Regions from separate parts of the Homo sapiens genome. Here region 1 is linked to region 2. The links are chromatin loops, found by intact Hi-C in ENCODE. Cell type or tissue: CD4-positive, alpha-beta T cell. All regions are shown on one strand. Each heading gives the region's core, and the rest is flanking DNA. Links, peaks and the distances in the headings are about the cores only. Region 1 overlaps ZNF626 (zinc finger protein 626). Region 2 holds the start of ZNF492 (zinc finger protein 492).

Evidence for each region. Hi-C counts contacts between places; a loop is a spot of excess contacts. Peaks named below come from ENCODE experiments on the same cell type or tissue, not always from the same donor. Only the 100,000 strongest peaks of a DNase experiment are listed, where the experiment ranks them.
Region 1: a loop joins it to region 2, with 5 times the contacts of the local background. A loop is called at or near these places in 1 of 110 quality-filtered maps.

Annotation. Positions count from the first base shown.
Region 1 is chr19:20,651,146-20,659,168 of GRCh38, reverse strand. The region is part of intron 1 of ZNF626 (zinc finger protein 626); the gene reads left to right. Among named protein-coding and RNA genes, the nearest start is that of ZNF626, 6.4 kb to the left of the region's middle. In CD4-positive, alpha-beta T cell, for the core only: no CTCF peak of the experiment used is centred there; no DNase peak of the experiment used is centred there.
Region 2 is chr19:22,630,831-22,638,853 of GRCh38, reverse strand. It overlaps ZNF492 (zinc finger protein 492), which reads right to left and starts at 4,530. Exons shown (of 4, transcript NM_020855.3): 1 at 4,380-4,530. In CD4-positive, alpha-beta T cell, for the core only: no CTCF peak of the experiment used is centred there; a DNase peak (open chromatin) is centred at 4,633; H3K4me3 peaks cover 1,401 bases; H3K27me3 peaks cover 248 bases.

The DNA of each region.
Region 1 (8,023 bases), core at 1,307-6,306, 2.0 Mb after region 2:
GCTGTGTGATAGGTAAGAAAAGAGAGCACCATCTAAGTCATAATGAGAAAGGCGTTTCTTTCCGTATACTGTTCCTGGAGCACACAAAAGGTGGAGAATTTTATTAATCACAAATATTTTCCAGGATTTTCTATGTGTTTCATCTTTCCCCATCTCTTTGTTCTATGCATTTCTTCCATTTGGCTTTTCCTGGGCTGCATCTTTTATATGAAACCGGTAAACATAACTACAATGTTTTGCTGAGTTCTGTAAGTAGCTGTACCAAATTATTGAACTTCAGGGAGGTTTTGGGAGTCCTCAGTTTTCAAACAGTAGCTCAGAAGCATAGATGGGCCTATGGGGTTTTTGATTGGCCTCTGCAGTGAGGACAATGTTGTGGGACCCAGCCCTGGATCAGGGTCTGTGCTGTCTCTAGGTGGTGTCAGAATTCAATTATTAGGCAATGAGTTGGTGTTGGAGAATTGTTTGATATTCAGCAAACTCTATAGATTTGGTGCCAGAAAAAAGATATCACTGGGGCCAGACCTGGAACAAAGCTCTGGGTATTTGAAAATGGGAGGCTCTGCTCTCCTGTACACAGGCTGTCACACTGCCTGTTGTCCTGTGATTTAAGGTCTTCTTCCAGGGTGACAGAAGACTGAAAACTTAGAGGAAAGAGTTCTGATGACAGACCCTGTTTTCTTGTAGCTGCCACCACAGGATTCCCACCCACTCCTAAACACACACAGTAGACATTGACATGTCCTCACTCCTCCCAGTACTGGGCACCACCCTCAGGAACTTCACCATGGCATTTTTGATCCTAGCGTTTCTTGCCAAGAACCCAAAAGTCTCTACAGGTCTCCTGGCATATCCCCACCCCTAGATACAGAATCTGCCGCACCAACCTGTTTTTTCCACCAACCTAAGGTTCTGGACCTCCCGGTTATAATCTCATCTGTCTGCATGCAAACAAAGATAAATCAGAAAACAGCCCCACCTGGGCCACTATCTGTAATGAAAATCAGTCCATTCACCTACATTGCACTCTCTCCCACGCAGGGATTTTTTTTTTTTCTTTTTTTAGCTTTGATTTTTGGTTGGGTGTACACATGTGGGTTTGTTATACAACTAAAATTACGTCATGGGGGTTTGAAGTGCAGATTATTTTGTCACTGAGGTACTAAGCATACCACCGAACAGGTATGTTTTCTGATCCTCTTACTGCTCCCACCCTCCCCCCTCAACTAGGCCTCAGTGTCTGTTCTGTTTGTGTTCATGTGTTCTTATTACTTAGCTCTTACTTATAAATAATAACATGCATTTGGTTTTCTGTTTCTGCATTAATTTTCTTTTTTTTGTTTGTTTTTTGTTTTGTTTTTTTGAGATGGATTTTTGTTCTTGTTGCCCAGGCTGGAGTGCAATTGTGCCACCTCGGCTCACCGCAACCTTCGCCTCCTGGATTCAAGCAATTCTCCTGCCTCAGCCTCCTATGTAGCTGGGATTAGAGTCGCATGCCACCACACCTAGCTAATTTTGTATTTTTAGTAGAGAGGGGTTTCTCCATGTTGGTCAGGCTGGTCTTAAACTCCTGAACTCAGGTGATTATCCCACCTCGGCCTCCCAAAGTACTGGGATTACAGGCGTGAGCCACCATGCCTGGACTCCGCATTAGTTTTCTAAGAATAATTGTCTCCAGCTTCATCAGTGTTATTGCAAAGGACATGGTCATTTTTTTTTAATGGCCACAGAGTATTCCATGATGTTTATGTACCATATTTTGTATTTACTAAATCTTTTATTTTATTTTATTTTTGGAGATAGGCTTATTGCCCAGGCTAGAGTGCCATAGCATGATTTTGGCGTACTTTAGCTTCCATCTTTCAGGCTCAAGCAGTTCTCTCCTACCTCATCCTCCCAAGTAGCTGGGACTACACACGTATGCATTACCATGCCTGGCCAATTTTTCATTTTGTATTTTCTGTGGAGACAGGATTTTGCCATGTTGACCAGGCTGGTCTCAAACTTCTAAGCTCAGGCAATCCACCTGCCTCGGCCTCCCAAAATGCTGGGATTACAGACATGAGCCACCGCATCTGACCATACCATATTTTCTTTATCTTGTCTACCAGTGATAGGCATTCAGGGCCTGTCTACGTCTTTGCTATTGTGAATAGTGCTGCAATGAACATGCATGTGAATATGTCTTTATAATATAATAATTTATATTTCTTTGGCTATATACCCAATTATGAGATTCCTGGGTCAAATTGATAATTCTGTTTTTAGTTCTGTGAGGAATCACCACACTGCTTTTTACTGTTGTTGAACTAATTTACACTCCCACCAGAAGAGTATAAGCATTCCCTTTTCTCTGCAACCTTGCCAGCATCTGTTATTTTTTGACTTATGAAAAACAGCCATTCTGATGGGTGTGAGGTGGTATCTCATTGTGGTTTTTCTTTTAATTTCTCTAATGACTAGCGATGACCTTTTTTTTTTTTTTAATAATGCTTGTTAGCCACATGTATGTCTTCTTTTGACAAGCATCTGTTCGTGTTATTTGCCTACTTTTTAATGAGATGTTTGCCTTTTTCTTGTAAACTTGTTTAAATTCTTAATAAATTCTGTATGTTAGACCTTTGTCATAGACAACGTTTGCAAATATTTTCTTTTATTCTGTAGGTTGTTTGTTTGAGCTATTTATAGTTTCCTTTGCTGTGAAGAAGCTCTTTAGTTTAAATAGGTCCAATTTGTCAGTTTTTGCTTTTGTTGCAATTGCTTTTGGTAGCTTCATCATGAAGTCTTTGCCAGTGTCTATATCTAGAATGTTATTCTCTATGTTATCTTGCAGAGTTTCTTATAATTTTAAGTTTTTCATTTAAGTCTTTAATTTATCTTGAGTTGATTTTTGTATATGGTGTAATGAAGGGGTCCAGTTTCAGTCTTCTACATAGTGCTAGGTAGTTATTCCTGCACCATTTATTAAAGAGAGAATTCTTCCCATATTCCTCTTGTCAGCTTTGTCAAAAATCTGATGAGTGTAGGAGGGTGACATTATTTCTGGGCTCTCTATTCTGTTGTGTTGGTCTTGTGCACTTACGGATTTCATATATCTTTCTCTCTTCTGGTTTTTCCCCTGTAAACATTATTTCAAGTGCATACAGTGTGCTAATTTCAGATGTCCAAGAGTTCAAACTCTTCAAAAAGTTCCAAAAAAAAATTTTGCTATTCCCTCTTTTCTTTTTTTTTTTTGAGGCAAAGTCTCGCTCTGCCACCCAGGCTGGAGTGCAGTGGCGCGATCTCGGCTCACTGCAACCTCTGCCTCCTGGGTTCACGCCAATCTCCTGCCTCAGCCTCCCAAGTAGCTGGGACTACAGGCACCCGCCACCATGCCCAGCTAATTTTTTTGTTCTTTTTTTTGTATTTTTAGTAGAGACGGGGTTTCACGATGTTTGCCAGGATGGTCTTGATCTCCTGACCTTGTGATCCACCTGCCTTGGCTTCCCAAAGTGTTGGGATTGCAGGCATGAGCCACCGTGCCTGGCCGCTATTCCCTCTTTTCTTAAGGGATTTAGAATATATGTAGATATTTTTCTCTGCTTGTTTGAAATATATGTAAATCATGTCAACAGCTAAATAAAAGTTTTGTCATTTTTTCTGACTCCAGATTATTATAAGTACTTAAGATGTATTGCTTTGTTTTTGGTTCCGAAAAGTTTATTTTTTTGATTTTTATTCCTTTAAGGTAGACACAGATTTGTTTAGATACAAGCTCATTTTAAGAGCACACAGAAGCTTAGCACAAAGATAGGAGTAAAGGTAGCAATACAGAATAATAAAGACTAAATGATACTCAGTTTCTTTGACAGAAACCTGATAATCCAAGGTAACTATCCAATATTTGCAGGCTGAAGTACTTATACTGCGAAAGCAAGAACAGTTCAGGGTATAAACTGAACAGTTGAGTCTGTAGTTGTACCTTGCTTTCTGTTTATTATTTCAGAGCAATTAGCAGTTATCTTTGTAGATAATCTGCATTCATATAAATTAAACCATATTTTCATTTTTTTTTTTTTTGAGACAGTCTCACTCTGTTGCCGAGGCTGGAGTGCAGTTGTGTGATCTCTGCTCCCTACAACTGCTGCCTCCCAGGTTGAAGTGATTCTCCTACCTCAGTACCCTGAGTAGCTGGGTTTACAGGCATGCATCACCATGCCTGGCTGAATTTTTGTATTTATAGTAGAGATGGGGTATTACCATGTTTGCCAGCTTGAACTTGAACTGCTGACCTCAGGTGATCCACCCACCACAGCCTCCCAAAGTGCTGGGATTACAGGCGTGAGCCATAAACAGTATTTTCTAAAATAGTATGAATACAAAGCCACAATATTTACTTTGAATTAATCACTTAAATGGTTATTTTAATACTGTTATTTATGCTTTTGAAATATAAAATGTTTTAACTGAAGTATGGATTTTTTTTTTTCCGGAGTCTCACTCTGTCGTCCGGGCTGGAGTGTCACCATCTTGGCTCACTGCAAGCTCCGCCTCCCGGGTTCATGCCATTCTCCTGCCTCAGCCTCCCGAGTAGCTGGGACTACAGGCGCCTGCCACCACGCCCAGCTAATTTTTTTGTATTTTTAGTAGATACGGGGTTTCACCGTGTTAGCCAGGATGGTCTCAATCTCCTGACCTCATGATCCGCCCACCTCAGCCTCCCAAAGTGCTGGGATTACAGTGTAAGCCACCGCGCCTGGCCTCTGTTGCCCAGGCTGGAGTGCAGTGGTGCGATCTTGGCTCACTGCAACCTCCGCCTCCGAGGTTCAAGCAATTCTCCTGCCTCAGCCTCCCAAGTAGCTGGTAGTACAGTTGTGAGCCACCAGGTCCGGCTAATTTTTTTATATGGTTTTTGTAGAGACAGGGTTTCACTATATTGGCCAGGCTGGTTTTGAACTCCTGACCTCGTGATTCACCTGCCTCGGCCTCCCAAAGTGCTGGGATTACAGGCTTGAGCCACTGCGCCCAGCCTAACTGATGTATGGTTTTAATTTTTTTAATGCTACATACATTATGACTAGTTCATTAAAATTGTTCATACTTAGATATTTATATCTAATATCCAAAGAATATTTACAACCAAATTGTTACAGTTAGTAGATATTAGTCAGACATGTTTATTACTTTATTCATTCAGGATAATTATGAGGAAACACAATTTTAGTATCTTTTATTTCACTAAATTTGTATGCTGCTGTTACAGGACAAATAAAGACAGGTGATGTGGCCACCCAAAAACTATAGTAGCTCTTCAATTAGCTATGTTGCAAGTTCTAATATATTCCAGTATATGAACACAGTCAGATTCTATTTTTTCATCAAAATGTGTTGTTGGAAGTTGTAAGATGTATTTCAATATAGACCCCCATTCAATGGCTAGGAGAGGAGAGAACAGCAGAGATGGAAATGAAACTTTATAAAATTCTTCTGAAAATATGTCCCTGTTCTTTTCCTTTCTTTTTCTTTTTTTCTTTTTCTTTTTTTTTTTGCTGGGAGGGCAGGGGACAGAGTCTCACTCTGTCCCCCAGGCTGGAGTGCAGTGGTGCTATCTGGGCTCACTGCAACCTCTGCTTCCCAGGTTCAAGCGATTATCCTGCTAAACTACCACCTGTTATAAAGAGGTGAAAAGTTTATTTGTCATTGAATATAAGTAATTAGCATACACAGATGTCCTCTTCAATCTCCAGGTGAATTTAGGATGAACTATGTATGACATGGTGCTGGAAATTCTTCTACTTGTGAACTAATTATGGTGACCATCTTTCTATCTTTGCAGTCTCTTAAGCAGATTGACTGATGCATGTCACATTCAAGTTTAATTGTGTAATAAAACCATTTTCTTTCTGTTCTGTTATTGTGGAGTTTCTCTGGGGCTGGAGAAAATTTTTCTTTTAATTATTGTTTCCAAACAGTCTAGAATTACCAGACATGATATAAACACATAAGGGCCAACCAGAATTTACTCGAGGGGACATTCCCTCTCAGGCTTCCAGTAAATTCACACTTGTGCAGAAAAGTGCATGCCATACCCTAAATGTGCAGGCCGAATTGTGTTTCTGCCTATTTCTTATCTATAGTCCTCTACAGTCACTTCTAGAGAGTCTAGATCAGATTTCTATAAATTTCACAGGGCAGCAATCAATCATTTTACCTCTTTCAGTGACTCTTTTATCTTCAAACCTGAAACTGATTCAGAGACCATGGGGCCAACAAACCCAAGTAGAGTAACGTGTGTAGTGAGTAGACATGTAGACAAGAAAATCTCCATTTCTTTCTTCCTTCTCTTGCTAAAAAGCTCACAAATGTGCAGGTAACATGCGTGCTACTCCAGCCACTCAAGCCCTAAATCTGCAGCTCCATATTTTGAATCCAGGTCTTGAGATTTGGGAATTAAAAAACTTTTATCTGAAAAATGCAAGTCCTTTTAGTTATCAAACTCAGAGACGTTAAAATAAAAGTGCAATTATGTCTTTCTCCTCCCTTTGAATTCTGTATTCATCTTTTGAGACTGTTCACTATTGCCACATGTAGCTATAAATTAAACTAATAATGCTACATTGGACACTATATCCCATACCCTAAACTATAATGATATGTATCTAATCAATAATCAATGTTATTTTTGTAAATAAATAGAAATTTCTGACAAACAATTTTGCCCACTCTGTGTTTCTCTTATTGTCTTTACAAATCTTCTTGTAAATGCTGCTACTCAAAGTGTAGATTCCAGGCAACTTTAATCTTTGCTCGCAGGTTATATATAATCTGTAAACTTTACCCAAATAAACTGTCTACTTATATTCATGTTGTGTCAGCTTTTTTTTTTTTTTCATGTAGACTTATCATTTAGAATGTGCTAGAGCAGCCTCTATGGGGGGGATCTCTCCTTCGTTTGTACTCCACTTGCTGTAACACCAAAGGATGCAGAGCCAGGTGGATCCTACCTAGAATCTGCAGATAACATCTGGCCTCTGCCTGGGATTTACAAAAAAGGACCGGACTTTGGATAGAGAATGTACAGAAAACTAAGAAAAGGCATTTTCTGCATTGTGAGATGTCAACCTAGACAGCTTACAGCTCCCATTTGGGAGTGTGGTTCTGTGAGATTTTTCACATCTTGTTCATTGACCTGCTACAGTGATGTGAGAACCTCCAGAAGGAAATAGAATCTGATGACAGAATATGTGTAAGTGTAAAAAAAAAGCATCTTAAGAGTGAGAGAACAAGGCCACAAAATATCCAGTTATGACCACAACTATATTTACCTGTAAAATGTGATACTGGAGTAGAGTATTTGTGTTCTTTCTCTTACACAAGAGCTAGCAAATCAGGACAGGTGATCCAGGTTCTGTAGCTCCACCAAGGCAGTTCTATTTCCTATTTAGAATCAGCCTGAGTCTCTAGCCTGGCTTATCATTGGGCCACCAGCCCCAGGTCACTGGGAATTCTCTCACAATCATCTAGTGGTCTTTGAGACATTTGAGGATGTCCAGAGCAGAATTGTGTCAGGCTGACAAGAGTGGTTAATTCTGCTTCTTTCTCAGTGTAAGAGAAATGAATCATCCTGTTTGTTCATCCCCTCATACAAGAGGTGTCTTAGGTTGGTACCCAGATGAGAGTTTCTCCAGTTTCCTGGTACTGGGATGATAAACAAGGAGGAGATCTGGAGACCCAAACAGATAAACTAGTAGCTTCCATTTCATATGACCGTTAAAATAAAACATGAAGCAGCCATGGTTCCTACAATCCAGAAACTTAGTCTAGACTAGCAACTAGATAAATACTTGAATTATGCATCATATGGTTGGTATAACAAATAGATATGTCCAAAATATTGGACATTATTTGCCACTTTATATTGTTGTGACTTCTGATGTCTGTACTTGAAAGGATATTTATGAACAGAAGAATTGTTGTTATAATTTCTTTTTTTTTTTTTTTTTGATATGGAGTCTCCCTCTGTCACCCAGGCTGGAGTTCAGTG
Region 2 (8,023 bases), core at 1,696-6,695:
CAAACAAACAAAAAAAGATCAATATTATTAAAATAGTCATCCTGCCAAAGAAATTACAGATTTAATGCTATTTTTATCAAACTACCAAAAATATTTCTTAACAGAGCTAAAAAACAAAACAAAAAAATTTTTAAATTTATATGGAACCAAAAAAGGGCCCAAATAGCCAAGGCAATCATAAGCAAAAAGAACAAAGCTGAAGTCATTACATTACCTGAATTCAAACTATACTACAGGGCTACAGTAAACAAAGCAACATGGTACTGGTACAAAAACAAACTCATAGACCAATACAACAGAATAGAGAGCCCATAATACAACACACCTACAACCATCTGGTTGTTAGCTTTGGCAAAGCTAACAACAGGAATCTGGAAAGAAATCCCTATTTAATAAATGGTACTGGAATAACTAGCTAGGACTATGTAGAAGATTGAAACTGGACCCTTTCATTACACCACATACAAAAATCAACTCAAGATAAATTACAGATTTAAATGTAAAATTTCAAATTATTTTAAAAAATGCATGAGATAACTTAGGAATTACCATTCTAGAAATAGAAGCCGGCAAAAATTTTAAAATAAAGATACCAAAAGCAATTGCAACAAAAGCAGTAATTGACAAATTGAAGCTAATTAAGCTAAAAAGCTTCTTCACAGCAAAGGAAACCATCAATACAGTAAACAAAAAACACACAGAATAAAAGAAAATATTTGCAAACTATGCTTTTGACAAAGGTCCAATACCCATAATTTATAAGAAACTTAAACAAGTTACAGGAAAAAAAAGACCTAAAAAGTAGACAAAAAACATGAAAAGGGTGTTTTCTTCGAAGAAGACATACATGTGGTTAACGAGCATAAAAAAAATGCTCATCACTAATCATTAGGGAAATTCAAAGAAAAACCACAATGAAATATCATCTCATCCAGTGAGAATGGCTAGTATTAGAAAGTCAAAACATAACAGATGCTGGCAAGGTTACAGAGAAACAGGAATGCTTATACACTACCCATGGGAGTGTAAATTATTCAACCACTATAAAAAGTAGTGTGACGATTCCTCACAGAACTAAAAACAGAATTACCTTTTGACCCAGCAACCTCATAATTGGGCATATAACCAGTAAAATATAAATTATTCTATTATAAAGACATACGTATGTTCATTGCAGTCCCTGTCATTCATGAAAGCAAAGACATGGAATCAACCTAAATGCTTATCAATTGTATACTGGATAAAGAAAATATGGTATGGCTGGGCATGGTGGCTCACACCTGTAATCTCAGCATTTTGGGAGGCTGAGGCAGGTAAATTGCCTGAGCTCAAAAGTTTGAGGCCACCCAGGGCAACATGTCAAGACCCTGTCTCTACAAAAAATACCAAAAAAATTAGCCAGGCCTGGTGGTGTGTGCCTGTAGTCCCAGCTACTTGGGGGGCTAAAGTAGAAGAGGATTGCTTGAGCCTGGGAGGTTAAGGCTGCAGTAAGCTGAGATCATGCCACTGCACTCCAGTCTGGACAACAGAGTGAGACCCTGTCTTCAAAAATAAAATAAAATAAAATAAAAGGTTTAGGCCGGGTGCAATGGCTCACGCCTGTAATCCCAGCACTTTGGGAGACCAAGACAGGCAGATCACAAGGTCAGGAATTCGAGACCAGCCTGACCAACATGGTGAAACCCCATCTCTACTAAAAAAATAAAAATAAATAAATAAAAACACAAAAAATTACCCGGGCGTGGTGGCAAGAGCCTGTAATCCCAGCTACTTGGGAGGCTGAGGCAAGAAAATTGCTTGAACCCAGGAGGCAGAGATTGCAGTGAGTCAAACTGCACCACTTCACTTCAGCCTGGGCAACAGAGCTAGACTCCGTCTCAAAAAAAAAAAAAAAAAGGTTTACTAAAAATAAAACATGGGGTCAGGGTGTGGTGGCTCACACCTGTAATCCCAGCACTTTGGGAGGCCGAGGCAGGCAGATCACTTGAGGTCAGGAGTTCAAGACCAGCCTGGCCAACATGGTGAAACCCCGTCTCTACTAAAAATACAAAAATTAGCTGGGCGTGGTGGCGCATGCCTGTAATCCCAGCTACTTGGGAGGCTGAGGCAGGAGAATTGCTTGAACCGGGAGGCAGAGGTTGCAGTGAGCCAAGATCGTGCCATTGCCCTCCAGCCTGGGCAATAGGAGCAAAACTCCATCTCAAAAAAAAAATAATAAAATAAAAATAAATAAATAAAATATGGTAGATAAATATCACGGAATACTGTGTGGCCGTTAAAACACACATACACACACGCACACACACAAACACACACACACACACACACACACACACACAGAAGATCATGTCCTTTGAAGCAACATAGAGCAACATAGATGAAGCTGGAGACCACTATTCTTAGAAAACTAACGTAGCAGCAGAAAACCAAATGCATGTTGTTTCTAAGTAATAGCTGAGGCTGGGCGCGGTGGCTCATGCCTGTAATCCCAACACTTTGGGCCGAGGCGGGCAGATCACCTGAGGTTGGGAGTTCAAGACCAGCCTGACCAACATGGAGAAACCCCATCTCTACTAAAAATACAAAATTAGCTGGAAGTGGTGGCGCATGCCTGTAATCCCAGCTACTTGGGAGGGTGAGGCAGGAGAATCACTAGAACCTGGGAGGCGGAGGTTGCCGTGAGCCGAGATCGCGCCATTGCACTCCAGCCTGGGCAACAAGAGCGAAACTCCATCTCAAAAAAAAAAAAATATTTAAGTAAGAGCTGAATAATAAGAACACGTAAACACAAAGAGGGAACAACAGACAGTGAGGCCTAGTTGAGGTTGGAGAATGGGAGGACAAAGAGGATCAGAAAAAGTACCTGTTTGGTGCTATGCTTAGTACCTCAGTGACAAAATAATCTGCACACCAAACCCCCATGACACAATTTTAGCTGTATAACAAACCTGCATGTGTACCCCTGAACCAAAAATAAAAGTTAAAAGAGATTCATCTTTTCCCCAGGGTATCCACTTGAGAGGCTACACTCCATATCTCAGGTTGTCCTACGAAAGAAAATGACTTTAGGAGCTGATATTCACTAGATACTCTAGCAGACATCGCCATAGCGGTTATCTTGGTTTATTCAGAGACAGTACTGAAAGCCAGGACCAAGAATAAACGACAGGGTTGCTAAGCACAAATCACCCCATAACGTTTGCAAAATAAAAACATCTTGACACTAAAACATTCTCATAAGATCTTTATGCCTAGGGAAGACAAAAGAAAAAGAGGCACAGAGATTTTTTACAATTCACTATCGGGATATTCCTTGCTTTCTTCTCATGGGAAATATTTACAAACAGAAAACATATCTTTTTAAATATGCCATCTAATGCTTTGTCAAAAAATGATTAATTAAAATACAGTATGAAAAATGTACACTAAAGGACAAATAATAATGTAAATTAGGGAAAAGAAGTTGGCATTTGAGATTTTCAGAAGGAACTGAAAATTCAGTATTTTACTGCAAGCCAGAGTTAAGCTGGAGAAATGGGGTGTGGGGGGTTGACTTGAGAACCTGCTTGGGACCTATGTGAAAAATGCCAGGGAAAATCAGCCCCATGTGGCGGCAAATAGACTGAGGTGGCTCTAATCTTTGGATTCCTAATTTTAAAAAATCAAACTCAAATGCATTTTTTTTTTTTTAGAAATTACTACATTGGGGGAAACAAAATTCAGGCTTAACTAACGATAAACTGCCAAGTAAGCTCTGATTACACAACCAGGAAATTTGTAGGCTCAAGGTGAAAATTAAGAAACTACGTAAATATACCTAACCGATTATTGAATTTGGGTATTTTCATCTGCATCTTTCCTTCAAGATCCTCCCATGGACCGACCACAAACTACAACCCACAGCTGGGTGCTCTATAACTTTTGAACCACTCCTTGCTTAAATTTTTAAGTATTTTCGCGATAACTCCCATAAATTTTTAATAGAAGAAAAGAGGAACTAGGAACCCCATAAACCAAACCAAAGCTCTTCCCATTCGTGAACCCGCACCCCGAGTCAGGATTCTCCCCTGACCACCCTCCCGTGGTCCCTGCACAATCTGGGAGAGACACGACGCTGCGGGTGCAGAGCTGCCCAGAGAGGGCTCCAGGCCAGGGCACCGTCACTGCGCAGGGAAGAGACAGGACGCCCGGGGGTCCGGCTGCCAGCGCAGCCGCCAATCTGATGGCTGAAGGGGACTGAGGCTGGGCTGGGCAAGGCGAACTTGGGGCGCAGATTGTGGAGCCGACTGCGGGGAGGCCTGAGTCCCGCCACAGCCTCTTGCCACCGGTTCCAACCAGCCCCTTCCCCTCTCTCGGGATGTCGGACCCGGCACTCTCACCGTTTCTAGGCTTCCAGGGGGTCCTAGCGTCTTAGCTGTGGATCTCCCAATACCTGCAGGTCACAGGGCCACAGAGGATGGGCCTCTAGGACCAGAGGACGCAGAACAGCGAACACTAGACCATACTCCGACTGCAGCGAGAGACAAAGACCCCGCCACATCCCGGAAGCCGCCCTTTCCGCTCCAGCTGCGTGCCTGATTGGACAGTTCCCAGGCCAGCGTCGCTGAATGGATAACGTTTAAGACCCCCCCCCCCCCCGCCCTCAGGCCCTGAGTGACAGAAGATGTAACCAAACGCTGGGCCGAATGAGGACAGAGTGACAGCCGAAGGTGCAGCCTTTTCAGGCAGGGCTTCCTGCCTGAGCTGAGCCAAGCACACCGCAGAAGGTGTTTGCCTTTAACGTTGTGTGTAAGGTCTCATATATTTGTAAATAATATACTATATGGCTGCTCACACATGAAAAGAATAGAATAATTATTTTTAAATTTAGGCTTTTTTGTGTGTGAGACAGAGTCTCACTCTGTCGCCCAGGCTGGAGCGCAGTGGCGCGATCTCAGCTCGCTGCGACCTCCGCCCCCGGGTTCAAGCGATTCTCCTGCCCCAGCCTCCCGAGTAGCTGGGATTACAGGCGCCTGCCACCGCGCCCGGCTAATTTTTTTGTATTTTTAGTAGAAGCGGGGTTTCGCCATCTTGCCCAGGCTGGTCTTGAACTCCTGACCTCAGGTGATCCATCCTCCTTAGCTTCCTAAAGTGCTGGGATTACAGGCGTGAGCCACCGACCCCAGCCGGAAGACATTTCATTCTGCTGCAATTTAGCAAAATATTTGAGTACATCTTGAAGTTGTCTTTTGATTTTTTTTTTTTTTTAAGACATGGTCTCACTTTGTTTCCCACGCTGAAATGCAGTGGTGTGATCTCGGCTCACTGCAACCTCAGCCTCCTGGCTTCAAGAGATTCTGGTGTCTCAGCCTCTCCAGTAGCTGAGAATACAGGCGTGCACCACCATGCCCAGCTGATTTTTCAATTTTTAGTAGAGATGGGGTTTTGCCATGTTTGCCAGGCTGGTCTCAAACTCCTAACCTCAGGTGATCCACTCGCCTCGGCCTCCCAAAGTGCTGAGATTATAGGTGTGAGCCACCCTGCCTGGCCTGCATTTTGATTTTTACAATGGCAGAGCTGCTGTTGAAGATTTCAAAGTCAGAAGCAGCCATGGGGCAAAGCTCCAGAAGCACACCTGGAAATCACACACAGTGAATACATCCCTCACCCTGAACCAATTGTTTTCACCCGAGTCTGCATGTAAAAATCACTTCGGAGGTCTTTTAAAATCCCCCAAACACAAGTTGCCACATACCAATTAAATCAGAATTCCTGCAATGGAACCTGGGCAATAGTGTAAATATCTCTAGGTGATGACAGAGCGCAGCCAAGGTCAAATGCCAGTGCTGTAAACCAGTACTTTTAGGTGACTAGTTGCAAATTTTTTCTCAAATGAATGAAAAAATGTTTGCCGCTAAGTCATGGCTTTGTCTTACCAATATTACCAAATTATTGTTCTATGCACAACCAACGTCGCTATTGGTTTTGTTCCTGAACCAACCCAGTTGTATATATACTGAGTGCACACAAGGCCCTGACATTGGCCAATGTAGGTGCCCTGACATTGGTGATCGTTACTGTGAGGGAAAAATTTTCTAGAATAAAGGTTGCATTCCCCTAAAATTAAAAACATGCCATGTACCGAATTGGGGCTAAAATAAAAAGACGTATGGTCTCATTCAGGAGTTAAGGCTTGGCTGGGCACGGTGCCTAACGCCTGTAATCCCAGCACTTTGGGAGGCCAAGGCAGGCGGATCATGAGATCAGGAGATTGAGACCATCCTGCCTAACACGATGAACCCCCGTCTCTACTAAAAATACAAAAAAAGTTAGCCGGGCATGGTGGCACGTGCCTGTAGTCCCAGCTGCTCGGGAAGCTGAGGCAGGAGAATCGCTTGAACCCGGGAGGTGGAGGTTGCAGTGAGCCAAGATCGTGCCACTGCACTCCAGCCTGGGCGACAGAGCAGAGCGAGATTCTGTCTCAAACAAACAAACAAAAAGGGCTTGAATACTCTTTTTGGAATATTAGAAGCTGTATAATTATGCCCTGAGTGTGTGTGTTCCACCATAAAACAAACAAAAAAATGTTGCCATTATTCTGAGATACTAAGTTAGCATTTTGTTCAAATATGTACTATGGGCCAGGCGCGATGGCTCATGCCTGTAATCCCAGCACTTTGGGAGGCCGAGGCAGGCAGATCACCTGAAGTCGGGAGTTCGAGACCACCCTGACTAACATGGAGAAACCCTGTCTCCGCTAAAAATACAAAATTAGTCAGGCGTGGTGGTGCATGCCTGTAATCCCAGGTACTTGGGAGGCTGAGGCAAGGAGAATCGCTTGAACATGGGAGGCGGAGGTTGCGGTGAGCTGAAATCACGCCATTATACTCCAGCCTGGGCAACAAGAGCAAAACTCTGTCTCAAAAAAAAAACAAAAAAAAAAACCCAAAAAACAAACAACAACAAAAAAAGTACTATATAATTTTTTATTGATATATAACATTTATACAGAAATGTATGCACAAAGCATTCATTTATGTAAAGCTGAATGCATTGTTAAAAAGAAATACACTTCTGTAATCAGAAAATGAAACTAGGTTGGGTGCTGTGGCTCGTGTCTGTAATCCTAGCACTTTGGGATGCCAATGTGGGTGGATTGCTTGAGCTCAGGAGTTGGAGATCAGCCTGGGAAACATGGTGAGATTCTCCCTCCAAAAAAAAAACAACAAAAAAGAACCAGGCATGGTGGTGCAAACCTGTGGTCCCAGCCTCTGCAGAGGCTGAGGTGGGACAATTACTTGAGTCCTGGCGTGCGTGGAGGTTGCAGTAAGCCGAGATTGCACCCCTGGACTCTAGCCTGGCTGACAGAGCAAGACCCTATCTCAAAATAAATAAAATAAAATAAAATAAAACTAACCTCATTCATGCCCCAACAATCACTTTCTTTTTTCTTCTTAGACAATAACCATAATCTTAAGAGTTAACATTGTGGATCAATTTTGTGTTTTTATTTAAGTGTTTTATTATATAAAAATTTAAACATATGAAAAACAATGACAACAACAACAACAAAAATTCAATAGACCTGCCATGAAGCCTCGAGAACTATTAATCATGTCTCATTCTTGTTTCACCTATAGCTCTCTACTTCAGTCATTTCTGGTCAACACATTGTCCACCCTCCATTATTTTTTTCACTTTTGTTTGTTGTGAGGTCAAATATACAAACATTGAAAGGCACAAATCCTAAAAATTTTTGACATGTAAATATACTCATATATAGTCTTCGTATTTTTTAAGAATGGATAGAATTTTTTTATTCTATTGATGGAATCTAGAATAGAATGATAGAATATTATTATTATTCTCAAATAATTTCCTCATGCTTTTTTTCCCAGATGATTTTATTGTCAATGAAGGCTATTTGTTGGTGTGTTTTTTTTTTAAAACCATTGGTTCATTTTGCCTGACATCATTCAATATGTATTATTTTATTTCAAGATTGTCTCAGCAGGTTTATGAGATTCATCCAGGGTGTGTGCTT